2 separate regions of the Homo sapiens genome follow, and region 2 is linked to region 1. Evidence: read pairs that join two places in POLR2A ChIA-PET (ENCODE). Cell type or tissue: GM12878. All regions are shown on one strand. Each heading gives the region's core, and the rest is flanking DNA. Links, peaks and the distances in the headings are about the cores only.

Evidence for each region. ChIA-PET counts read pairs that join two places held together with the same protein. Peaks named below come from ENCODE experiments on the same cell type or tissue, not always from the same donor. Only the 100,000 strongest peaks of a DNase experiment are listed, where the experiment ranks them.
Region 2: POLR2A ChIA-PET joins it to region 1 with 6 read pairs; 1 of 35 experiments calls an interaction of 5 or more read pairs at or near these places.

What each region holds. Positions count from the first base shown.
Region 1 is chr11:9,059,717-9,062,627 of GRCh38, forward strand. It overlaps SCUBE2 (signal peptide, CUB domain and EGF like domain containing 2), which reads right to left. Exons shown (of 23, transcript NM_001367977.2): 8 at 692-808. It overlaps NRIP3-DT (NRIP3 divergent transcript), which reads left to right. Exons shown (of 3, transcript NR_183663.1): 2 at 1-23. Among named protein-coding and RNA genes, the nearest start is that of MIR5691, 29 kb to the right of the region's middle. RefSeq lists a silencer at 1,176-1,225 and enhancers at 1,316-1,365, 1,386-1,435. In GM12878, for the core only: a CTCF peak has its summit at 1,069 (motif pointing left); a DNase peak (open chromatin) is centred at 1,225; H3K27ac peaks cover 425 bases.
Region 2 is chr11:9,673,758-9,676,668 of GRCh38, forward strand. All of the region lies in intron 1 of SWAP70 (switching B cell complex subunit SWAP70), which reads left to right. Among named protein-coding and RNA genes, the nearest start is that of SWAP70, 11 kb to the left of the region's middle. RefSeq lists an enhancer at 2,049-2,583. In GM12878, for the core only: no CTCF peak of the experiment used is centred there; no DNase peak of the experiment used is centred there; H3K4me3 peaks cover 1,826 bases; H3K27ac peaks cover 1,498 bases.

The sequences.
Region 1 (2,911 bases), core at 105-2,604:
CATCTTTGTATTGCTCTCTCAAGGTAAGATGGGTCTCTTTAGTACACTATGTATTCAAGTTTAATGATTAAAGCTATAAAGGACTAGAGCATTTGTTTTGGCAAATTACACAATGATCAAATAGCCTCAATGTTTTAAAATGATTCCTGATACTCAATCTTATCTTTTCCCAGTTTCGTCTGGCAATTGGTTATCTACTTTTTATCATGCTAAAGGGCTAATCCTTTGTACTCTTGCCCATGAAATATGAGCAAGTCATTGGGGTCGCTCTTCATCAGTAAAAGTTAATGGTACAGTTATTCATTAAGTCCTCTGGATAATCATCTTGACTGTTATTTATATAATAATCTCTAGGCTATTATGTATGATATGTTGATATTATCTCCTGCAAATGAATGCTTCCTTTAACTGCCTTTTTCTAATAAGGCCACTGTCTGAAATGAATTATTTGATGCTTGTAGAGGCTGACCTCCTCAACAATTAGTGTAATTAAGTGTTGGTTCTAATTAAGCTTACTCAGTTATAACCTTCCACTAGCCCAGGGGGAAAAAGCTCCCATTGATATGAATCATAAGCAAATCTCGAGTCACGTGGGGTATGGAGGGTATGTTGCCTTTATCCCCATATGTTAGCGGCATGGGCCCTCCCTCCATAACAGGGCACCCAGTCTCCCTGGGGAGGTGAAGGCTACCTTTACATGTCTTCCCATCCAACTGGAGAGTGAATCCAACAGGACAACTGCAGTGGACACCTGTCGAAGTATCCTTACAGGTGCGGTCACAGCCTCCATTGTTGACAGCACACGTTTCTGGCAAGGAGGTAAGAAAAGACAATTAGCTTCCCAAAGAAGTGCTGATACAGCTGACGAAGGTCACAGAAGCCAAGAAGCATGGTGGGGTACTCATGGTCATACCCCAAGTCTCTGCTACCTGCAGATGGGCTAGAGGGAGAGCAGGTGCAGCTCCTCCCACCCCCCTAAATGAGTTCTAGTTTCTGAGGAAGACTGTCAGGGTGACCAGAGGGATAAAGATGTCTCCCAATCTGCAGAGCCACTCCCCCTACTGGCAAATTTAAAGCCACTGAAAGTTCCTGCTGATCTGCAGCCAGCAACCTAAGTAGGACCACATCTGGCAGGCTAGAGGTGAGTGCAGAACAGGGCAAAGGGGATGGTCCTTTCTTAATCTTGAACCTTCTCCTTTCGATATGAGTAATGGGCAAAGCAAGAGTGGGTAAGCATCGCCGCCCCAACCACTGCCTTGTTGTAGACTACTGACTTCATCCTTGCAACTGCCAATTTACTCAAATTTGAAGTTTCACTTTCCCTGAAAGGAGAAAGCCCTGTCATAACCACGTGAAAAATAAGCCACAATTGTTAAATTGCAACAATGGAGATGAGGAACAATAAGCAAACAGCCTTCTAGTTCTGTATCTCATACAGTTAGTCCAAGTAATAGACAAGTGCTATTCAACATTCATTGAATTGTTAGCATCTAGGCACCCAGAAACATGATTTTTCTACCATAGCTACCTCACTTTAAAGGCTGGGGGTGGGGGGTGGTGGCGAGGGTGGTGGCTTACCCCTGTAATCCCAACACTTTGGGAGGCTGAGGCAGGAGGATCACCTGAGCCCAGGGGTTCAAGACCAGCCTGGGCCACGTGGTGAGACCCCCATCTCTACACAAATTTTAAAAAATTAGCGAGGCCTGGTGACGCACACCTGTGGTCCCAGCTACTCGGGAGGCTGAAGCAGGAAGATCACTTGAGCCCAGGAGGTCAAGGGTGCAGTGAGCCATGTTTGTGCCACTGCACTCCAGCCTGAGCAATACAGCGAGACCCTGTCTCAAGAAAAGAAAAGAAAAAAAAAAAAAAAGAAGGAACCCTAAAGGGAACAAGCTTAATCCTAATTAAATATGCAGATAGTACATGTATGTTTATCTCTGTTCCTTTCAAAACCTCACGAATATGAGAATCAATTGATTTTTTAAAGTATAAATCCTTAAGGACAAAGAAAATAGGAGAAAAGACAATAGATAAAAGATGTCAAACATTCTGGAAGTGACATGTTAGCAGGAGAGCAGTATCTGGCGTAGAAGAAAGCTAGATCCTAGCAGTCTGCAGAGGGGGTGCCAACAGCTGGTAAACTCCTGTGAGCCCCAGAGTCCCAGAAAGACTCAGGAATTGGAGGTATCAAGTTATTCTAGAGGCAGAAATGAGGACGGAGTTAAGAACAGGAAGATTATGGAGAGTCTACATATGAAAGAGATAAACCCCAGAGCTCCTCCTTAACTCCACATAGTCATGTGACTACCCTTCTCCTATTCTGGCTATAGCAGAGAAGTCTGGACCAGAGAGGTACCAGGCTCAAGGGCACCAGGAATAGCAGAGGAGGAGAGGGTGTCACCATCAGGTGAAAGTCTATACCCTGAAAAAGAGATCTCTAACCCTCATCCCTCTTCCCCCAACTCCTTCAGCTCCCTACTGGCAGATTTAAAGCCATTGAAAATTCCAAAAGCTATGTTAAAATAACAGCCATTGAAAGTTCCAAAAAGCTATGTTGAAACAACACTGCAACCCAGGATGCTAGCAGCCAAGCCTACAGGCAGGTGGTTGAAGGACTCCTCTCCGGCTAAATTGACCTGCCCAAGCAAAAAGACCTAACGATATTAGCATTCGAGGATCTCCAGATGAAATGGCTATGTCACTGCCTCGTCACCCAAACATGAAGCCCACAAATCAATAGAATATCCAATTGGCTTTTTAGTATTTTACTGTTAAATATGAAAAGTCGGTCAAGAATCACTAGACATTTCTGGAAAGCCTCTAATACGGAATGAATATACCAGATCAAACCAACGGGGAAAAAGAAACCTGGAGGAAACAAAGATAATCTAGAGAACAGAAGAGGAGTTAA
Region 2 (2,911 bases), core at 84-2,583, 610 kb after region 1:
TAGAAAGGTTGGGGGAGATGAGATTATATTTTTAGTTTCTACGGCCTGCCTTGGGGAGAAAAAGGAGCAGGCGAAAAAAGGGCAGAAGGTCAGAGAGAGAGAGAGAGATTTGTTTTCTTTTTTCATTGATTTATTTGTTTGTTTGTTTGTTTGTTTGTTTGAGATGGAATCCCGCTCTGTCGCCCAGGCTGGAGTGCAATGGCATGATCTTGGCTCACTGCAACCTCTGCCTCCTGGGTTCAAGCGATTCTCCTACCTCAGCCTCCCAAGTAGCTGGGGTTACAGGTGTATGCCACCATACCCGGCTAATTTTTGTATTTTTTAGTAGAGACCGAGTTTCGCCGTGTTGGCCAGGCTGGTCTCAAACTCCTGACCTCAAGTGATCTGCCCACCTCGGCCTCCCAAAGTGCTGGGATTACAGGTGTGAGCCACTGCACCTGGCTGAGATTCTGTTTTCTGAGACCTGCTTCTGAGGCCTAAAGCACCCCAACATTATAACAAGGGCTATGGCGTTATGAGCCAGGGACCATGGATGAAAACCTATATATATTTATCTATGTATATCTCTGTCTCATAATATCACATGTTGCAGACAGACTTTTGTCAAACTTATCAATAAAATCGAACTATAGAACACAGATTTAAAAAAAACCCTTGGGAAGCTGGGTGCAGTGGCTCATGACTATAATCCCAGAACTTTGGAAAGCTGAGGCAGGAGGATTGCTTGAAGCCAGGAGTTTGAAAACAGCCTGGAAAATATAGTGAGACTTTATCTCTACAAAAAATTTAAAAATTAGCTGGACATGGTGGTGGGCACCTGTGGTCCCAGCTACTCAGGAGGAGGAGGTTTCAGTGAGCTGAGATAGTGCCACTGTATTGCAGCCTGGGTGACAGAGCAAGACTTTGTCTCAAAAATAAATAAATAGGCTGGGTGCGGTGGCTCATGCCTGTAATCCCAGCACTTTGGGAGGCCGAGGTGGGCGGATCACGAGGTCAGGAGATGGAGACCATCCTGGCTAACACGGTGAAACCCCTTCTCTACCAAAAATACAAAAAAAGAAATTAGCTGGGCGTGGTGGCGGGCGGCTGTAGTCCCAGCTACTCGGGAGGCTGAGGCAGGAGAATGGTGTGAACCCGGGAGGCAGAGCTTGCAGTGAGCGGAGATTATGCCACTGCCCTCCAGCCTGGGCGACAGAGCGAGACTCCGTCTCAAAAAAAAAAAAAAAATTTTAAATTTAAAAAATAGAAGCCACTCCTAGGCCAGGTGCAGTGGCTCATGCCTGTAATACTAGCACTTTTGGAGATTGAGGCAAATGGATCACTTGAACCCAGGAGTTTGAGACCAGCCTTTGCAACATAGTAAGACAAGAAATTTAAAAAGTTAGAGAGGTATGGTGGCACACGCCTGTAGTCCAAGTTCCTTCTGTAGCTGAGACAGGAGATGGCCTGAACTCAGGAGATGGAGGCTGGAGTGAGCTATGATTGTGCCACTGCACTCCAGCCTGGGAAACAGAGTGAGACCCTGTATCCAAAGAAAAAGAAAGAAAGAAACAGAGAGGGAGCGAGAGAGAGAGAGAGAGAGAGGGAGCGAGAGAGAGAGAGAGAGAGAGAGAGAGAGAGAGAGAGAGAGAGAGAGAGAGAGAGAGAGAGAGAGAGAGAGAGAGGAGGGAGGAGGGAGGGACAGAGGGAGGGAAAGGGAGAAAGGGAGAAAGACCTCTTATGGCTTACATAAACTACAATAGAAACAGATGTTTGCTGGTTGTCTAGTCACAGTAATGTTTTCTTGTTAAAACAACTGTTTTATATTTTATATATATTATATATATTTATAGCCATAAATAAGGTCATTGCAGGTCAGTAGGTTTTCTCGAATCTTTAAGCCCTCCTCCGCACACCACCCCTCTCCCCAAAAAGGGAACCACTTCTGTCTGCTTCCCTTTCCTTACCTTGATTTTTTTTCTCCTTCCTTCTCCTGCATTCCCTGTAATCTCACTGGGCATCTTCCTGGCAATCTGTGCACCTTCTACCGGGGAGCTCTGTCTCTCTGGCTCCAGTTGTAACTTGACTGGCTCCCCACCTGAGTTGAGAGTACGTAGGCCTTTATCTCTGCACCCATCCTGTGCACGTTCATAGAAGTCATCAGCTCTGTTAACTTGATTTGCAATTGGATTGTTAAATACAACTGATTGTCATGTTGATTTGGTGTTACTTGGTTTTTCAGGCTGAACTAACCAGGAACACTAAGTGATTGTTTTGAGCTTTTTCTTAAGCAAAGATTTACTTGCTTTTCAGCAGCTGAAGTAGATAGCAATAGGCTAATAGTGGGGAAACAGACTTCCAGAAACACATTTTCTACTTGCTTTTAAACTTGTATTCATGAATAGTCCTTTCTTAGAACAAACCGTATAGTTTAAGACTGTATTATCTGTTTTGATTGCAATTTTAGTATATTCTGTGTTAACTGATGGTAGACTGAAAACTGTATTGAGAGAGATGGAAAGGGGTTTTCTTTATAGGAAGGTGCTAGGTGCACATAGGTAGCTGAGTAAATGTAGTTGAATTCAACGTTAGACATTTTTTCCACCATTTTTCCCCCTTGGTTTGGTTTTGGTGCTCTTCTTTTGTTTGTACAGTTTGTCCCTTGGTATCCTTGGGGGATTGGTTCCAGGACTCCCTGCAGATACCAAAATCGTAGGATGCTCAAGACTCTTATATAAAATGGCATAATATTTGCATATAACCTATGTATATCTTTCTTTATACTTTAAATTATCTCTAGATTACTTATAATACCTAATGCAATATAAATGCTGTGTAAATAGTTGTTAAGTTACATTGTTTAAGGAATAATGACAGGAAGAAAAGTTTGCCCATGTTAAGTATAGATGCAGTTTTTTTTTTTTTTTTTTTG